Linked DNA regions of Homo sapiens: region 1 is linked to region 2. Evidence: read pairs that join two places in POLR2A ChIA-PET (ENCODE). Cell type or tissue: K562. All regions are shown on one strand. Each heading gives the region's core, and the rest is flanking DNA. Links, peaks and the distances in the headings are about the cores only.

The links. ChIA-PET counts read pairs that join two places held together with the same protein. Peaks named below come from ENCODE experiments on the same cell type or tissue, not always from the same donor. Only the 100,000 strongest peaks of a DNase experiment are listed, where the experiment ranks them.
Region 1: POLR2A ChIA-PET joins it to region 2 with 6 read pairs; 2 of 35 experiments call an interaction of 5 or more read pairs at or near these places.

Annotation. Positions count from the first base shown.
Region 1 is chr2:8,891,070-8,899,069 of GRCh38, forward strand. All of the region lies in intron 4 of MBOAT2 (membrane bound glycerophospholipid O-acyltransferase 2), which reads right to left. Among named protein-coding and RNA genes, the nearest start is that of KIDINS220, 57 kb to the left of the region's middle. In K562, for the core only: no CTCF peak of the experiment used is centred there; DNase peaks (open chromatin) are centred at 3,412 and 4,073; H3K4me3 peaks cover 192 bases.
Region 2 is chr2:8,778,481-8,790,881 of GRCh38, forward strand. KIDINS220 (kinase D interacting substrate 220) reads right to left here. Exons shown (of 30, transcript NM_020738.4): 14 at 11,400-11,579; 15 at 10,167-10,332; 16 at 7,726-7,877; 17 at 7,261-7,550; 18 at 1,194-1,334; 19 at 416-659; 20 at 159-247. Among named protein-coding and RNA genes, the nearest start is that of KIDINS220, 53 kb to the right of the region's middle. In K562, for the core only: no CTCF peak of the experiment used is centred there; no DNase peak of the experiment used is centred there.

The DNA.
Region 1 (8,000 bases), core at 1-8,000, 110 kb after region 2:
GTGTGGTGACTGGTTTATAGAAATGCTTCATCATATTTTGGTTTCATTTCCTGATGGTCATTAGCTCAACACATTCCCTTTGTTTTAAGTGGATGGCAGTCCCAAGGCTTCTGGTCCAACCCATCAGCCGGTGCGTAGCACATGGAGAAACAGAAAGACAGAAGACAAAATTATCATAGGGAACTATGCAGGAGTATGTTATGGATGAAAATAAGAAAGGATTATAGGAAAAGTTCAGTAAGGGATGAGCAGATTAAAGAGAGCTCAGAAATGCAAATTGGAGGGCAAAACAGACATATGAGTCCAACGCAGCAGGTATATGGCTGGGAGACAAGAAAGACTGATGGGAAAGGGCATATCTCACCCTTCCGCAGCAGGAACGACTGTGCAGGAAGCATTTACAACAAAAACAGTGCAATGGTGCACAGGGAGGTAACTGCAGTGGGCTTTCTTAACAGCATATTTTGTTCATAAATCTCTGGTTCAGGACAATTAGGGTGATTCACACAACTATTTCACTTACATCTTTACTGACATTTTAACTATTAAATATCTGTTGACTTTGTATTAATGGAGCTTCAGTATCTAACCACTTCCTGGGCCCTAGGAAAGTCTGGGATACCTTGACACGAATTGGAAAGAACCTCCTGTTTCCCTAGGATGGAAATGGGAAGCTGAAGAAGGTAGGAGAGGCAGAAGGCTTTGGAACTTCCAGAGTGAGGTCAGGGCCTCAGGATGGAGCTTCCGTTTCCTTCTATAGGACAACATTAGTATATTTAAGTGGTATTACCGAAATTTCCTTCCAGTGATACTCTGCTAAGAATGTGGGAAAATATGAAATATAACTGTCCAAAGTAATACTTCAACTGATGTAACAGTTTCAGCTAATATTAAAAAATTCAGCTGAAGTAAAAACTCCAGACTTTCTGAAATAAAACAAAGGATGAAAAAGTTAAAAAATATATTCACACACTTTTTTCTCTACAAAGAACAAGAATAGTAGGATTTGGTTCTATTACACAGTAAAACTCAAATGTAGTTAAACATTACAAGATAATGAATGCTAAAAATGAACAATTACTTTCATGATTGTTCCATTATCTCTGGGAGACCACTAAGCTTAAGGGAAGTCTGTATATTAATGCTACAAATCAACTAAAAGCATCTACTAGGTAACAGCTTGCCACCAGGACATGTGTTACCCAGCAACGGAGGCAAACTGTTAACTGTTCACCTCAGTTATCCTAAGTGTACAAGTACCCTTTCAACCAAACAAGATCCACTGACACCAAGTAACCCCACTTACCTAACACCAAATGAATACAAAGTGAGAGATAATGGAAAAGTCCATTGGTCTTAGTCATCCATTCATTCATTTACTTACTGCTTCATTCAGAAAAAAAAAAGTATTTAATTAATGAGCACCTACGATGCACCAAGTACTGTTCTATGTGCCAAAGATACAATGTGAACAAGACAGGCCAAGTCCTTGCTGCTATGAAATTTATACTGTACTGGAGAGAGACAGATTATAAACAAATAAACAGGTAAAAGACACAGTGTGTCAGATGCTGCCAGTCCTGGGCAGTGAAATGAAGCAGGGTAAGGGGCCTAAGGAATACAGAACACAGGTGGGAACCGGCCTCACCCAGAAGATGACAGTGAAATAGAGGACAAGCTCTGTGGAGGCCTGGGGTAAAAATATTCCAGGAAGAGAGAAAAGTAAGTTCAACAGCCCCAGGAAGAAGTGTGACTGGCATGTTGGAGGATCAGTACGGAGGCCAATGTGATGAGCAAGGAGGACAGGAACAGAAGCTAAAGATGGCAAGCAGGACACCGGATCCAGCAGGCTCTGCAGAGCGAGGACACAGGCTTGGATCTGAGTGACACGGGAAACTACTGGAGGATTTTAGGCAAAAGAGTGACTTGGTTTTAAAAGAATATATTCTGACTCTAGGTTGAAAAAAGACTGTGGGGGCACCAGAGGCAGGGGGAGGGGGTGGGGGAGGAGGCAGGGGGAGGGGGTGGGGGAGGAGGCAGGGGAGGTGGGCAGGGGGAGATGGTGGCTCAGACCAGGGTAACAGCACAGGAGGTCTGAAGTCACCTCTAGATCTATTCTGAAAGGAAAGTCAATGGGATTCGATAATGTATCCAATGTGGGGTTTCATACCTGGAACCACCAAGGTTTTTGACCAGGGTAACTAACTAGGAGGAGAAAGCTGACTGAGAAGGGAAAACAGCACTGCAGCTTCAGGCACGCTTGGCACAAGAGGCCCTAGACAGCAGGGTACATAGGCAGCTGGACATAAGAGTCAGAACACTTAATCCTGACCCCACATCAGCTGTGGAAAACAAGGAAGTTATTTAACTTTTCTCAAAACGGTTACCTATAAAACACAAGTGATAATAATGCCACTGTGTGGATTAAATTCAATAGTATCTGAGACACAGCAGATGTTTAATAGGAGCTGGGTCCCTTCTCCCATTCACACCTTTGCATAGTAACTGCCAGAACTGCTAAGAAGCCAGTGGCGCTGAAGGGACCTAATAATCAAAAGGGAAGTGCTGTTCCTGGAGAAGCTTTCTCTTGAGAACAGGAAATGAAAGGTATGTGAATAAACTACATAACAAAGTATCCACTGCCCAGTGAGCTATTTGAAGGTCTGCACAGAGAGAGCTGAGGGAATGCATTTCAAACAAGAGTCATTTAGTTTGGGCCTTTAAGACTGCAGAAGTTTGGACATGCAGATATGGCTGGAAGGATGTTCCAAGGAGAGACACTGGGATAAGCAGCAGAACTGAAGAAGAAAGAACAGGTGAGAGGGCACACATCAAGGAGGCCCTGCAGGCCTGTCACCAGCTTCTCAGCCTCAGGAAAACACTGCATTTTTTTTTTTAATACTCTAAGTTCTGGGATACATGTGCAGATCGTGCAGGTTTGTTACATAGGTATACATGTGCCATGGTGGTATGCTGCACCCATCAACCCCTCATCTACATTAGGTATTTCTCCTAATGCTAACCCTCCCCTAGCCCCCACCCGCCGACAGAACCCGATACGTGATATTCCCCTCCCTGTGTCCACGTGTTCTCATGGTTCAACTCCCACTTATGAGTGAGAACAACACTGCATGTTTCTGACGAACCTTGTACCACACTGCTTTGTGAACACACATACATTCAGGGAGAAAGGCTTGGTTCGGTAGGGTGGGGAACAGACAAAGCAAACCATAAATAGATCCATCTCTGTTTACTCCTGGTAACTTGAATTACATTAGTGGCAGCTAAACGGAATGTTTCCTGTAATCAAACGTAGGTCAAGGGCTGGGAGACACTCCCACAGAATGGGCCAGGATAAAGGCCCACTACTTGCAGGCAGTTGAATGATTCATATCGACCCTATTTACAACACAGTTGCTGGGCGCCATGTGCGGGGAAGATAATGAAGGGCCAAGGGGGGCCTTCCATGACTCATTTCAGAGAACACAGAAACACATCTACAATTAGACTCTGAACGTGAATAATACTTTCTAAAAAGGAGTGATGGACATGACAAGCACACCTGTGGCTATCAGATTGTGTGCAGAACTGGTGGGTTCTTGGTCTCGCTGACTTCAAGAATGAAGCCACAGACCCTCACGGTGACAGTTCTTAAAGATGGTGTGTCCGGAGTTTGTTCCTTCTGATGTTCAGACGTGTCCAGAATTTCTTCCTTCTGGTGGGTTCGTGGTCTTGCTGACTTCAGGAGTGAAGCTGCAGACCTTCACGGTGAGTGTTACAGCTCTTAAAGGCGGCACGTCTGGAGTTGTTCGTTCCTCCCAGTGGGTTCGTGGTCTCCCCGACTTCAGGAGTGAAGCTGCAGACCTTCGTGGTGTTACAGTTCATAAAGGCGGCACGTCCGGAGTTGTTCATTCCTCCCAGTGGGTTCGTGGTCTTGCTGACTTCAGGAGTAAAGCTGCAGACCTTCATGGTGAGTGTTACCGCCTCATAAAGGCGGTGGGGACCCAAAGAGTGAGCAGCAGCAAGATTTATTGTGAAGAGCAAAAGAATAAAACTTCCACAGCGTGGAAACGGACCCTAGCGGGAGCCACTGCTGGCTCACCTGGCCTGCTTTTATTCCCTTATTTGGCCCCACCCACATCCTGCTGATTGGTCAATTTTACAGAGTGCTGATAGGTCCATTCTACAGAGTGCTGATTGGCCCATTTTACAGAGTGCTGATTGGTCCATTTTACAGAGTGCTAATTGGTCCGTTTTACAGAGTGCTGATTGGTCCGTTTTACAGAGTGCTGATTGGTCCGTTTTACAGAGTGCTGACTGGTGTGTTTACAATCCTTTAGCTAGACACAGAGTGCTGGTTGGTGCATTTACAATCCTTGAGCTAGACACAAAAGTTCTCCAAGTCCTCACCCAATTAGCTAGACACAGAGCGCTGATTGGTGCATTTACAAACCTTTAGCTAGATACAAAGTGCTGATTGGTGCATTTACAATCCTTTAGCTAGACAGAAAAGTGCTCCAAGTCCCCACCCAACCCAGAAGCCCAGCCAGCTTCACCTCTCAATCCCCCCTCTAAACAGGACACCCAACTGCTATTGAGAATTTGGCCGATGACCGCTCTAGCTACTTCCTGCTGGATAGGAGCGAAGAAGGGGCCCTGCAGCTGTAGTGTCCTCCAGAAAAGTTGTTAGTTGAGCTCATTTGGGGTTCCGTTTGTAAGAACATCTGTAGGTTGATGGCCTCGATTCTAGAGGAAACAAATTTGACAAAGAGGTTAAAAATAAAGGGCACGAAGGCAAGTAATAGCAAGATGGCTGTCACAGGACCTAGAAAGGGGAGAAGCCATGTTGCCCAACTCCAGAGGTTGGTATAAGAGTTGTGAAAGGGAGCCGGGCACGGTGGCTCATGCCTGTAATCCCAGCACTTTGGGAGGCCGAGGCGGGCGGATCACGAGGTCAGAAGATCGAGACCATCCTGGCTAACATGGTGAAATCCCATCTCTACTAAAAATGCAAAAAAAATTATCCAGGCGTGGTGGCAGGCACCTGTAGTCCCAGCTACTCAGGAGGCTGAGGCAGAAGAATGGCGTGAACCCGGGAGGTGGAGCTTGCAGTGAGCCGAGATCGAGCCATTGCTCTCCAGCCTGGGTGACAGAGTGAGACTCCGTCTCAAAAAAAAAAAAAAAAAAAAAGAGTTGTGAAAGGTGTTGTCTGATTGCAGAAGCCTTTTCCCGTAAAGGCCGGGTGGCATCTCGTAATATCCCTGACTGGTTAGTGTAAAAACAACACTCTTCCCCTAAGAAGGTGCACAGTCCTCCTTTCTCAGCAGTGAGGAGGTCTAGGCCTCGGTGGTTTTGGAGAGTCACTGCTGCCAGAGTCTATTTGGGATTGTAGAGTAAGGATAGATTTCGTCACTTCCTGCAAACTGTCTGAGAAATCCTTTGAGAGTGTGTGGCAGTAGGATAATGCATGTTACACTGTTAACTTTTAGCAAAATTTACTTTAGTTGAAAACCTTGTTAAGTTTGGGATTTTAATTTTTCTTTGCTATTAATAAGACCTTGTTCAGTCCATATTAACTTAAAATTGGTATAGACGGCTCCTTCCTGATTCTATAAGTACTTTAAGGTTTGGCTGAGTGCAAACAGCTCACACGTTTGAGCAGACCAATTATTAGGCAATTTTCCTAACTCTGCTTCTGTAATAGTTTCCTTATCACTTACTGAATACCCATTGTGTCTTTTTCCTTAATCGCCTGGGAGGAACCATCTATCTCCTGTCCTGAAGGGAGTTCCTCCTATGCCTGATGGGACCTTTGTATGATAATTAAGATTTAGATCCCGTTAGGAAACCTGCTGGGTTAAGGATTTTTGATAGGAAGGCTACGGGCTGTCAGTGGCCTCAGTGCTTTCGGGCTATGCCCTTGTTTACACTGATAACAAGGTGGTATTGGAGTGTTACAGGGTTATAGAGAAGACCTTCAATTATCAATTATAGGTTTTAAAATTTACCCTGGCTTTTAAAGGAAAGGGGTACACTGTTTTTTCTTTACTACTTCTCTCTTTGACTTCTTTGTCTCTGTCTCTTCCTCTCTTTGACTTTCTGTGTCTCTTTCTCTCTTTTTCTCTGATTCCATCTTTGTCTCTTCCTCTCTGTCTCCTTCTTTGTCTCTCTTTCATCCTCTCTCTTTCTCTGACTTTCTGTCTCTTTCTCTCTTTCCTTTCTGCTGCCTCTGCCAGCTGCTTATGCTGCTGTTCTCCCCTCTCCTTCCCCTTTGGATGGCTTCAGCAGTGTAAGACTGCCACCTCCTTGGGTTTCTGTACTGCATGCAATAACTCCATGGTTTCCTTGTGGTATTTAATGGAGGGAACGTTCCCCCAGAGGTTAGGAACTCCCTTTCTTTCCATATTGCAGCATGGGCATGTAGGATTAGATAAGCATACTTGCTATCTGTATACACATTTATTCTTTTTCCCCTTCCCAGTTCTAAGGCTTGGGTAAGTGCCACTAGTTCTGCTAATTGGGCACTGGTCCCTGGGGGAAGAGGCTTACTTTCAAGTATGGTTACATCACTAACTATGGCATAACCTGCCCTTCATATCCCATTCTCCACAAATGAACTTCCATCAGTATATAGGTTAAGGTCAGGATTAGCTAAGGGGACTTCTAAGAGGTCATCTTGGGCGGCAAAACTCTAGACTATAATTTGTTGGCAGTCATGCTCGATTGGTTCCCCATCCTCTGGGAGAAAAGTGGCAGGGTTGAGGGCCACACACATACATATCTGAAGCACTGGTCCCTCAAGGAGTAGCGCCTGGTATCTAAGTAGGCAATTGTCTGATAGCCATAAACTTCCTTTGCCACCTAGTATGCCATTTACATCACGAGTAGTTCAGATAGTGAGATCCTTTCCTTGTATTATTTTGATAGCCTCTGACACTAAGACGGCCACCGCCACAACTATCCGTAAACAGTGAGGCCAATCTTTTGCTACTACATCAATTTCCTTACTTTGGTATGCCACTGTTTGTGGGGTTGTCCCACGAGTCTGAGTAAGGACTCCAAGAGCTATCCTTGCTCCTCTGTGACATACAAAGAGAAGTTTTGTCCTGTCGGAAGGCTTAAAGCTGGAGCTTGTACTAGGGCCTGCTTTAAGGTTTTTGAAGGCTGTTTCTGCCCCTGGTTCCCGTTCTACTAGATGAGTATTTGCCCTGGGTCTCCTTGATTAGAGTATAGAGGGGCCTGGCTATCTTGCTGTATCCGGGGATCCATAGTTGGCAAAAGCCAGTGATTCCAAAGAACCCCCGCAACTGTTTTAATGTCTTAGGGCACGGATAAGCCAGTACAGCCTGTATTCATTCCTTGCTGAGGGCCCTGGTTCCTCTAGCTAAGATTAGGCCTAGATATTTGGCCTGCTGTAGGCAAAGCTGGGCCTTCGACCTAGACACCTAGTACCCTTGATTAGCTAGAAAGTTCAAGAGATCTAGAGTAGCCTGCTGGCAAGAGGCTTCTGAACTGGTGGCCAAAAGTAAATCATCCACATACTGAAGGACCAGAGTGCCTGGACTTGAGAAGTGGCCTAGATCTTGGGCCAGTGCCTGACCAAACAGGGGAGGGCTATCCCTAAACCCTGGGGGCAAGACCGTCCACGTAAGTTGGGACGTGTGGTCTGTGGGATCCTCAAAGGCAAAGAGAAACTGGGAGTCAGAGTGCAGGGGAATACAGAAGAAGGCATCCTTGAGGTCCAGAACAGTGAACCATTCTGCTTCCTCTGGTATTTGAGAGAGCAGGTTATAGGGGTTGGGTACAACTGGATATAGAGGAATTACTGCCTCATTGATAAGTCTAAGATCTTGCACTAGTCTCCACTGACCATTCGGTTTTTGTACTCCTAGAATTGGGGTGTTGCAGGGACTGCTGCATTTCCTTATTAAGGCTTGAGCTTTGAAACGTTTAACAATATCTTGCAATCCTTTATGAGCTCCAGGTCTTAAGGGATATTG
Region 2 (12,401 bases), core at 4,308-12,307:
TCCCTGAAACACATGAAGCTGAAAGGAAATTCAATGATAATGTTTATTTGAAGCGTTTAATGCAATATTTACAAAGTATTATTTAAGTGGCATCATCTTTATTTGTATTAAATTGAATAGCAATACAAACATACAGCTCGAAGCCAATGGCATCTTACCCGTCTATTGAGGGCTGTCTTGCTACCAAGTTTTGTCATCTCCCCAAGGCTGTTCTGTGAAACTCTTCTGTCAGCATCTTCCTGTATCCCTTAAATAATTTATCAAGACAGCATCACTTACACCAAAATTCTGTTGTATATGATATTTAAAGAAATGTGAAACAACAACAATATTTTTCAAGGTAAAAAGGAGAGTCGCCATAAAGAAACTACAAAACTATTTCAAACTCAAAGTACTTTAGGAGCCTGAGCTTTACCTGTAGTATCTGAGCATGGAACGTCTCCATTTGTTGCTGAAGTTACGAGAAATTTTCTTGCATTGCTTAGTCCACGACTATTAAGGAACACAGGCAAGTGGACTATGTTGCGCATGTAGTCATGGCCATTTATATTTGAATCCCGAAGCACACTATTGAGGTTCTGGTTAATTGCCTTTATGATAATATGTGGATCACTTGCAAAAATGGCAATGAACGGGCCTTTTGAAAACAGAACTCGGACCTGTGGCAGAAGAAATGTACAGTTGTGACATACATTTTAAATTGTCCAAAAGAATAAGGCATCTCTTCAAAATATGTGCTACCTTTTGGTGACAATATTTCTAAACTACTATTTCTTTTCATCAAAACTTACTCTGCACAAAAGCAAATTTTACTGACAGCTCAATCTAGGTTTGTTGTCATCTGACATAGATAAAACCTGCAAAGAAAATTAATATTGTCCTTCTTTCAGACATTTACAGTCTGCTAAAGAGGTAAATCAATGCACATGAGAAACATTCATGAATACAGATGCTCTATTCATTTTTCTCACAGTGCCACTAAGCTAAAATTATTTAAATATCTTTGTGACTAAACATTTATTCTTGCTACATTTCTGTATAAAGAATGGTTGTTTTTACAAAAGAAAAATCACAAAATAGGAACTACTCAAACAAAAACCAATTCCGTTCTATTTTTAGATATTTGTGAAGTCAAACATTCTCTCAAGTGCCACAACATAACAATGGTGGCTTTTGAGGTGGCGCAAACGTACAGTGTCCAGCATCTGAAGGACTTTGTCCTGCTCACAGGCATCTAATCCATCGATGATGACCACCAGCCTTGTCTGATTCTGAGTGAAGCTGTCAATGGTTTTTGCCATCCTGGCCATCAATTCCACTTCACATTTAAGAACCTGTATTGCAAAGGAAGGTATAGAAAGCACTGAAGGAAGATCCAAGAAGCTTAAACATATTTCTTAGAAAGCGTGATAGAAAGTCATCTAATAGGAACAGAAGACATTCAAAGTCCTTGCTGCCAGTTGTGCTTCCACTTAAAATAAGAGCGAGTGCTTCACAATTTACCAAGTGACTACACATAAATTACAGCAGCTGATCCTCAGAATGACACTGTGGGATAGACACTACCATATCTGTTCTAAAAAGAACAAACTGGGTTGAGTGACTAACTTGCCAAGATTAGAGGCTCTGAATGTGAAAAGATTCAGATCTGGATGCAAATCCAAATGATCAAAGCACTACACTGCTGCTGGCTCCCTGATGGCATCTGACCTTTCACTTTGAAAAAGAAAATCCTGTATTATTTATTTTGGTGGTTCAATTTGCTATTTTTAAAAACAGATATCTTTACTGGGCTCTAGAGGAACTTATATTATTAGACAGTAGTTGCTAACTCTTTTGAATAACTTATAAAAGTCTATTTTATAAAAACATGCTACTGTTATGATGTTTCTCACTCCAAATATGTATTTCCACTGGAAAAATCTGGAATAGAACTCAAAATAAATAAAAGGACTGCTGGTTTCTGGTTCTACATATATGTAAACACTTTGGAAGTGGCCACTCCTTGATTACGTAAGCTTATATATGTGTGTGTGTGTCTGTGTGTGTGTGTGTGTGTGTGGTGGGGGGTGTGTGTGTGTGTGTATAATGTACATATTATGTATGCTTATAAATGTAAATGAAATTAGTAACAACAATGATACAAGGGACGGGAGAGAGGAATTAGGATTATTTTGCTATTATAAGATAAACTACCTGAGAAGTGATATAGTATTACTTGAAAGTGGGCTTGGATTAGTTATAAATGCATATTGCAAACCCTAGGGCAACCACTCAAAAAAAACAGTTTAAAAAAAAGTACAACTGATATGCTAAGAAAGGTGAGAAAATGGAATCATAAAAAAATGCTCAATAAAAGCATAAAAGACAAAAAGAAGAGTAGAAGACAAAAATAGGAACAAAAATCAAGCAACAAATAGAAAACAGTAACAAATACGATAGATATTAATCCATCAAAACCAATTATCCCTTTGAGCGTCAGTGTTCTAAAGATATCAATTAAAAGAGATGTCAGAGATGATCAAAAAATAAGAGCTAATTGTATGTTATCTACAAGAAACCCACCTTACATAAAAAGACACACGTAGATTAAAAGTAAATGAATGGAGAAAGCTATACCAACACCAATCAAAAGAGAGGGGGAGTAACTATATTAATTATTATATATATATAATATATATATATTAAAGGGGGGCATTACATAACAACAAAGGAGCTGATTCTCTAAGGAGACATAATAATCCTAAACATTTATATATCTAAGAAAGGAGAATCAAAATATGTAAGACAAAAGCTGACAGAACTGCAAGAAGAAATAGATAAATCCACTATCATAGCTTGAGACCTCAATACCATTCTATAAGGACAGATGCAGCAGTCAGAAAACCAGTAAGGACGCAGTTCAGCTCAACAACACCATCAATCAACTGGCTATAACTGACACCTACACTTATTTCATCCAAAAAAAGAAAAAAAAACAGAATACACATTCTTTTCAAACTCACATAAAGCATTCACCAAGATGGACCACATTCTGAGCCATAAAACACGCCATAACAAATTTAAAATAGAAATCATGCATACAATGTCTTCCCCTCAGTGGAATTAAACTAGAAGTCAAAAACAGAACGATAATTGGAAAATCCCAAAACATGCAGAGATTTAAAAACACACTTCCAAATAACACATGGGTCAAAGAAAAAAGTCTCAAGAGAAATTTTAAAATATTTTGAACTAAATAAAAATGGAAACACAACTTATCAAAATTTGTGGGACGCAACAAAAGAACAGCTGAGAAGAAAATTTATAGCACTGAATGCATATATTCGTAAAGAAGAAAGATATAAAATCAGTAATCTGGCTGGGTGCAGTGGCTCATGCCTATAATCCCAGCACTTTGGGAGGCCAAGGTGGGTGGATCGCTTGAGCTCAGGAGTTCGAGACCAGTGTGGGGAACATGGTGAAACCCTATATCTACAAAAATTAGCCAGGTGTGGTGGCGTGTAGCCTGTGGTCCCAGCTACTCGGCAGGCTGAGGTGGGAGGATCCCTTGAGCCCAGGAGGCAGAGATTGCAGCAAGCTGGGATCGCACCACTGCACTACAGCCTGGGCAACAGAGTGAGACTCTGTCTCAAAAAATAAATAAATAAAAATAAAATAAAATTAATAATCTAAGCTTCCACCTCAGGAAACTAGAAAAAGAGCAAATTAAATCCAAAGTAATCAGAAGAAAAGAAATAATAAAAACTAAAACAGAAATAAAACAATGAAACCAAAAGCTAGTTAGTTCAAAAGATAAACACAATCAATAAGCCTTGGACTAACTAAGATGAAAGAAGAGGAAACACAAATTCAGAAAAACAACAAATAAAAGAGAGGCTACCACTTTAGACCTACCTCATGGACAAAAATAGGATAATAAAGGGATACTACAAACAACTCTATGCCCACAAATTTGATAACTTAGATAAACAGACCAGTTCTTTCAAAGACATAATTTGCCAAAATTCACAAGAACAGGCCTATATCTATTGAAGAAATTGCATCAATAATAATTTTTCAAAACAGAAAGCACCAGGCCCAGAGGGTTCACTAATGAAGTCTACCAAGCACTTACAGAAGAAATTATACCAACTCTACATAGGATCTTTCAGAAGACAGAAGCAAAGGGAATGCTTCCTAACTCATGCTATGAAGTCAGCATCACCCTAATACCCAAAGCAGACGAAGTCTTGACAAGAAAAGCAAACTACAAACCAATAAATATCTCATGAGCATAGATGCAAAAAACCTCAACAAAATATTAGAAAATCATATGCAAAATGTATAAAAAGAATTATACACCACAATCAAGTGAGATTTATGCCAGGTAGGTAGGGCCGGTTCCACATTCAAAAATCAATTAATGTAATCCATCACTTCAACAGACTAGGCTGGGCACAATGGCTCATGCCTGTAATCCCAGCACTTTGGGAGGCCGAGGAGGGAGGGTGGATCACCTGAGGTCAGGAGTTCAAGACCAGCCTGATCAACACGGTGAAACTCCGTCTCTACTAAAAATACAAAATTAGCTGGGCATGCTGTTGCATGCCTGTAATCTCACCTACTTGGGAGGCTGAGGCAGGAGAATCACTTGAACCCGTAAGGTGGAGGTTGTAGTGAGCTGAGATGGCACCACTGCACTCCAGCCTGGGCAACAAGAGTAAAACTCCGTCTCAAAAAAAAAAAAAGAAACAGGCTAAAGAAGAAAGATCACATGATTGCATAATTAGATAAAGCAAAAGCATTTGACAAAATCCAACACCATTTATGGTAGAAACTCTCAGTAAACTAGAAATAGAGAGGAACTTCTTCAACTTGATAAAGAGTATCTGTAGTTAACATCATACTTAATGGTGAGAACATGAAAACATCTACTAAGATCAGGAACGAGGCAAGATTGTCCCTTTTCTTACCACTCCTTTTCAACATAGTACTGCAAGTCCTAACTAATGCAATAAAACAAACAAACAAAAAGGAAATAAAAGGTATGAAGACTGGGAAGAAAGAAAGAAAACTGTCTTAGTTCACAGATGACTTGACTCTCTATGTAGAAAAACCGAAAGAACCACAATGAAAAAAAACTCCTGGGACTAACAAACAATTATAGCAAGATTTCAGATTAATACAAAAGTTGATCACTTTCCTATATATCAGCGTCAAACATGAAATTAAGAACACAATTACTATATATATTAACACTGCAAAAAACGAAATAGGTATAAATCTAACAAAATATGTATAAGATCTATATGAGAAAAACCACAAAACTCTTGAAAGAAATCAAGGAAGAACTAAATAAATGAGGAGATATTCCATGTTCATGGGTAGGAAGACTCAATACTTGACCTAAAGATTTAACGCAATCTCAATGAAAATCCCAGCAAGTTATTCAAGGTGAATCAAAAGTTCATATGAGGAGAAAAAGACCCAGAATAGCCAACACAGTATTGAAGGAGGAGAACAAAATAGGAGGACTGACACTACCCAACTTCAAGAAAATAGAGCTAGAGTAATCAAACAGTGTGGTATGCGCAAACGAACAGACAAAGAGAAAGAGCCCAGAAACAGACCTACACAAATATAGTCAATTGATCTTTGACAAGCGGCAAAGGCAATACAATGCAAGAAATAGCGTTTTTAACAAATGGTGCTGGAACAACTGGAAACAAAAAAAAAAAAAGAAAAGAAGCAAGGAAGCAAGAAAGCAAGCAAGAAAAGAATCTAGACACATTCACACTTCACAAAAATTAACTCAAAATAGCTCACAGACCTAAATGCAAAAGTATAAAACACCTAGAAAATGACAGAGGATAAAATCTAGGTGACCGTAGGTTTGGTGTTAACTTTTTAGATAGGACACTAAAAGCAAGATCCATGAAAGAAAGAATTAGTAAGCTAGACTTCATCAAAAATGTCTGCTCTGCAAAAGACACTGTCAAGAGAATGAAAAGCAACCAAAAGAATGGAGCAAAATATTTGCAAAAAGCTTATCTGATAAAGGACCATTAGCCAAAATACACAAAGAACTCTTAAAACTCAACAATAAGAAAATGAACAACCTGACTGAAAAATAAGCCAAGACCTTCACAGCCAATTCACCAAAGAAGACATACAGATAGCAAATAAGCACATGAAAATATGCTCCACAACATGTGTAATCAGGGAAATGCAAATTCAAACAATAAGATACCACTGCACACCTAACAGAATGGCCAAAATCCAGAACACCAATAATACCAAATGCTGGTGAGGATGTGATGTGGAGCAACAGGAGCCTCATTCATTTCTGGTGGGAATGCAAAATAGCCACCTCAGAACAGTCTGGTTGTTTCTAACAAAACGAAACATCATACAATCTAGCAATCACACTCCTTGGTATTTACCCAAAGGAGTTTTCAAATCCTTTATGTTCACACAAAAGCCTGTCCACAAAAGTTTATAGCAGCTTTATTCATACTTGCCAAAACTTGGAAGCAATAAAGATGTCCTTCAGTAGATAAATGTATAAATGAACTGTGATATATCCAGACAATGGCACATTAGCCATGCTAAAAAGAAATGAGCTAGCAGGTCATGAAAAGACATGAAGGGCACTTAAATGCATATGACTACGTGAAAGAAGCCAATCTGAAAAGACTACACATGTATGATTCAACTATATGACATTCTGGAAAGGGCAAAACTATGGCGATAGTAAAAAGAAATGGTAGCCAGGGGTTAGGGAGGAGGGTGGAGGGAGGGGTGAACAGGTGTGAAGAGGTGAAGCACAGAAGATTTTGAGGGCAATAAATCTACTCTGTATAAGACTATAATGGTGGATACATGTTATACATTTGTCCAAGCCCACAGAATGTACCACACCAAGAGTGAACCCTACTGTAAACTATGGATGCTGGGTGATTATGATGTGTCAGCCTAAGTTCATCAATTGTAACAAATGTACTGCTCTGGTGGGTAATCGTGCCAATTGGGGAGGCTGTGTATGTGTGGGGGAAGTGGGTATATGGGATATCTTTGCACTTCCCTCTAAATTTTACCGTGAACTTAAAACTACCTTAAATTATAGTCTTGAATGAACGAATGAATGAATGAACAAATTAAACTAAAATAAATGCAACACTTTAACATTTAGAGAGTGTACTTCCTAAAGCCCAAATGAGCATGGCAGTGGCAACATATTCGCATTACAATTTTTTCTAATAACCAATGAGTGCTTACTTTCATGAATCCTTCACTTTTCAATTTGTGCAGTTTGGAGGCTGCATTATGGAGGCGTTTTCTTTGGGAATTCAGGAGCGAGTCCAGCACTTGCCACCATGTACGACAGTTCAACACAAAGGCCAATCCCACTACAGATGCGATTGATATGAGGACAGCATTTACAGTCAGATGCTTTGGGTCAACTCTAAATATAGCCAGAAGAGTAATTCCAGATATAATGCAGCCAATGATAAAAAGGAAGATGACAAAAGATGGGAGACAACATGTTTTTTTCCATTTCTTTTTACCTGTAATGCAACAAATGGTTTTAATAATTAACATATCAAGGATCTAGAAAATCCTAACATTATAGTCACAATACCTGATGAGTCTAATGTTCAAGGTGTGTTTTCATGAAAATAAACTGAACATCTATCCCACCCCCATCCCTTACACACAAAGAAGGAAGGAAGGAAATCCTACCCTGAGTATCTTCAGTCTTGAATACTCGAAAAAGCCTGGTTGCCAAAAAGCCAAACTCTCTTTCACAAGCATCCGAGAGGGTTGCAATCATTTCAGCCAGAGAAGTTTCTCCACCTACACTGGACAGTCTATTGTAATCTGTAAACAAAAACCTTGAAGAAAAGAACAAATCAAACATTACTTTATTATCTAAAGTAACAAATAACTTCAATGTATGTCATCTTTGCATCACTTACCCTTTATTTTCTTTTTGTCTCTTTCAAAATATTGTTTTTTAAATTCCAAGGAGGGAAAAGAATTTGTAATTAGGTAGCTTCCACTTCTAAAATCTTACATACTTTTCTTAGGAAAAAACAGTAACAAAAGTGAAATGTGCAGGGCCATATAAAGTAATTCTGACTAAGGACAGGCGGGGGAAAGTTACGCCAGAACTTAGATGTGGAGTATCAAGACACCCCAACAGATCTCACGACATAGTGGTTAAAAGGTGACACACGTGTCATGATGTGGCCACCAAGAGTTGCACAAGAAAGTTTTCTAACACCAACGAAAGAGACTCTAACCCTGAAAAAATATTAATTACAGTCATTAAAGAATTTCAAGCCCAGTAATACCATTTAAAAACTCAAGTTTTAGCATGGCTTATTTTATTTATAGCTTCCACGTCTACCAGGGATTGAGAAATAGTTGTAAAATATTCTCTTCACAATTGATCTTCAAAATTAAGTGAATTATTTGTATTCAGAGTCTCTGAATCATTATTATTTCTGTTAGTTCCTTTCTCCCTTCCATCTCTAAATTAAACTCTCATCTCAGTCCAGTAGATAAGCATTGCTCTCAGAATACAATCTGTAATATACTGTGTGGTCTTGACGATGCTACTTTAATTGTTCTAACTGAAAAAAAAAAATACCACCTCATTAATTTAGACTGGTTTCCTTATTTTCTGTAAAAATATTCCCCCAATTATTTTATTCTGTTTTCCTTTTAACTTTTTCACTTTTAAATCCTTTTCTTAATACTTAATTCTCTATGCTAGTTACTTAAAAGTTTTTACCTTTATTTTTCTCTTATACTCAGTTTTAATATTTTACCTGGTTTGGCTTATTTATTTTCATCTTAAATTACACTTATTTTTTCTTATAACTAAAAAATTTTCATCTTTTAATGCTTTTTTTTTTTGAGCAGGGTCTCACTTTGTCACCTAGGCTGCAGTGCGGTGGCGTGATCTTGGCTCACTGTACCCTCAACCCCCGAAGCTTAAGCAGTCCTCCCACTTCAGCCTCCCAAGCAGCTAGAACTACAGGCACGCACCACCACACCCAGCTAATTTTTCTATTTTTTGTAGAGATGGGGTTTTGCCTTTACCCAGGCTTGTTTTGAACTCCTGAGCTCAAGCAATTGACCACTTTGGCCTCCCACAGTGCTGGGATTACAGGTGTGAGCCACCACATCTGGCTTAATACATTTTAAATTCTTACATTGCTTACTTCCATTGAATTTCTTTTGCTTTTAACTTTCTAGCTTTTTTTTTTTTTCATTTCACTGTCCTCTGGAGCCCTCTACCTTTCCTTTATTCCTGGACTTAAACATTTTTCATCTTTTCTTTTTTCTCATAAATTTCCTACTTAATATGAATAATAATTTTAGACAGACATGTGAATATATTTCCTGAGCTGAGAAAAGCACAGCTCAGAGAGGGGAGCTGGGTTTCCCCAGGTTAACCGCTCACATAAGGAAGGGCCAGGTCTCCAGCGGGAAGCTCTCTGGGGACCAAGGCCAGTGGCTGGACCCCTCCTCCATCCAGTGCTCTCTTCAAAGTGTGTTCCAAAAGATGGTAACAGGTGACATAACAGGGAGAAAAGGTTTATGCTTAAATAAAATTTGGTAAATAAAAGTTAAACAGGTTTCTTTATGGAAAGGTGCCTCTGATCCTTTAACGTACAGGAGGGATATATAATCTGAAGTGTTTCCCACGGTATTTGACCAGGGCATGTTTTTATTTCTGTATGTAAAAGGTTCCAATGTTTTTTGGAACATACATTGAGAAATTATATTCTATAAACTTTTTTTTTTTTTTGAGACAGAGTTTCGTTCTTGTCGCCCAGGCTGGAGTGCAATGGCGCGATCCTGGCTCACTGCAACCTCTGCCTCCCAGGTTCAAGCGATTCTCCTGCTTCATCCTTCCAAGTAGCTAGGACTACAGGCATGCGCCATGACGCCCCCGCTAATTTTGTATTTTTAGTAGAGATGGGGTTTCACCATGTTGGCCAGGCTGGTCTCGAACTCCTGACCTCAGGTGATCTGCCCACCTTGGCCTCCCAAAGTGCTGGGATTACAAGCGTGAGCCACCACACCCGGCTCCTATAAACTTTCCGAAGTGAAAAATATTTTTTTCTGAATCTCATTGAAGATTTCTTCTGTCAAATGGTACAACTCACCTCACAGGTAAAGCTTTAGTAGTCTGCTCTGGCAACTCAGGTGGATTCACAAACATCAATTTAAGGAGGAGTTCCAAATATCCAATATGTCTTGCCAATCTAGTGCTGAGGACCCAGGCCCAATTCCAACTCTCTCCTTCTCTTCGTCCACCAAAGTAAATGACAACTGAAATTCACAGTTTAAAAAAGTTATCCAAAGCAGTCACTAGTCAAGCAGATCTTTTCTCCAAAGATCAAGTATCAAGTAATGAGAGCTAAGCTTACATAGCTTCCTATGGTCCCATACTATTTCCTAACTACTCCTCAAAGAATTCCATTAACCTCCCCTAAGATACAGAAGATATGAAAAATGAAAAGTAAACTGACTAAAACATGCCTTAAACAGAAACATAACTGCAGTTCAGATTCAAATGCAAATCATCTTGGGTTTATCACTATTCGCAACTGGTGAAGTTGGTTATCAGTTCCTCTAACAGTAAATCTATTTCCTTTCTTGCAACTGAAGACACCCCCAAGAATAGGGATTATATTATATTTTTTTTATTTTGCTTTTAGATAAAATTAAAAGTACAGACATGGTCAAAATGCTCAAGAGCATACCAATGATGGCTTTGAAGCCTTCTTTTCAGAAAAAGAATTTTTTTTTTTTTTTTTTTTTTGAGATGGAGTCTCGCTCTGTTGCCCAGGCTGGAGAGCAGTGGCGCCATCTCGGCTCACTGCAACCTCCCCCTCCCAGGTTCACGCCATTCTCCTGCCTCAGCCTCCCGAGTAGCTGGGACTACAGGCGCCCGCCATCTTGCCCGGCTAATTTTTTTGTATATTTAGTAGAGACGGGGTTTCACCATGTCAGCCAGGATGGTCTCGATCTCCTGACCTTACGATCTGCCCGCCTTGGGCTCCCAAAGTGCTGGGATTACAGGCGTGAGAGCCACCGCACCCGGCCCAGAAAAAGATTTAAATATAAATCATTAATTAACAAAAAGAGTAAGTATAATAATATAGGTTCTTGCTTCAAGATTAACAAGTAGTACATTAGTTTATAAGCTACTTCAGCCAAGTTGTGAGCAATGTTCCTTTAGGAAAATTTATGGAGTAGCAAAAAGATCAATTTTCTCACCCAATTATGAAAATCACATACAGGTTTTAAAAGACAGATAAAGAAAATGTTTTTTCTTTATCTATGAATCTTAACGTTTTCTCCATTTTTGAAAAAGATAAAAAGCAAAGACTTACTAAAGAATATATATAAGAGAGCCAAGAAGCTCAGTGACACTGCTATTCCAAGATTTGGGTGGACCGTGAAGGCAAACAATAAACCAAGCCCTCCACAAAGTAGCAGGGTAAGAAACACTATGAGCCATGAGAACTGAAAGAGAGGCTCAATCTGTTGTCCGGCGAAGGTTTTCATTTCGTCTGAAAGAGAATTTAATACGAAACCTTATTCCTGTTTTGTTTAAGAAATACAACTTTTAACTCAATATGCAGTTTTCACATTTTCAATGTAAACATTTATTGGACACTTAGTAGGTCCCTAGATGGAATACTGCCACTTAACCATTTTACCCAGTGTTCTCTTGCCAAAGATGAACATCTCACCCCCAGGACCACAGCTAGGCCTGACTCGCCACCCTCTCCTGCTTCACGTGGAGGATGTACAAAACCCCTTCTCATATACTCCCATCTGTCAAGATTTTCTTGAGATTTGTTTTTTGTGGTTTGCATTAACACAAACAACAAATATTATGCATATGCATATTGTTTCCACATGCAAAAATAAAAACTATACCCTATATCTTCAAACTACATATCACCACCATTCCACTGTGATCCTTCTCATCCCTTCTCCCTCCAATCACATTTGAGAATACTGTTCTTAAAGGTGCATGTTGAGCCCAATGGAGTCCCACACAAGTAATTCTTTGTACAAAACTTGGGGAAAATTTTATAGGCAATACTGAAACCTATCCTTGAAGAATAAGTAAGCTTTTGCCAAGCAAAAGGCATGCATGTTGGGTGGGTGGTAGTGAGGCCACTAAGGAGCTGCTAATAGAGGGAGCAACCTGGGAAACACATCTGGTCTGTTCTTGCAAGAGCAAACAGTCCTCTGTGACTGAAGCTGGGGCACATGCCAGAGGTGGTGCTGGCAGGTGGGACCATGCAAATTGACAAGTCTGTGAAGGGCCCGAAAAAAACTTGCCAGCAAGGGTTTTATGTGGGGTTATCACACAATTGGAT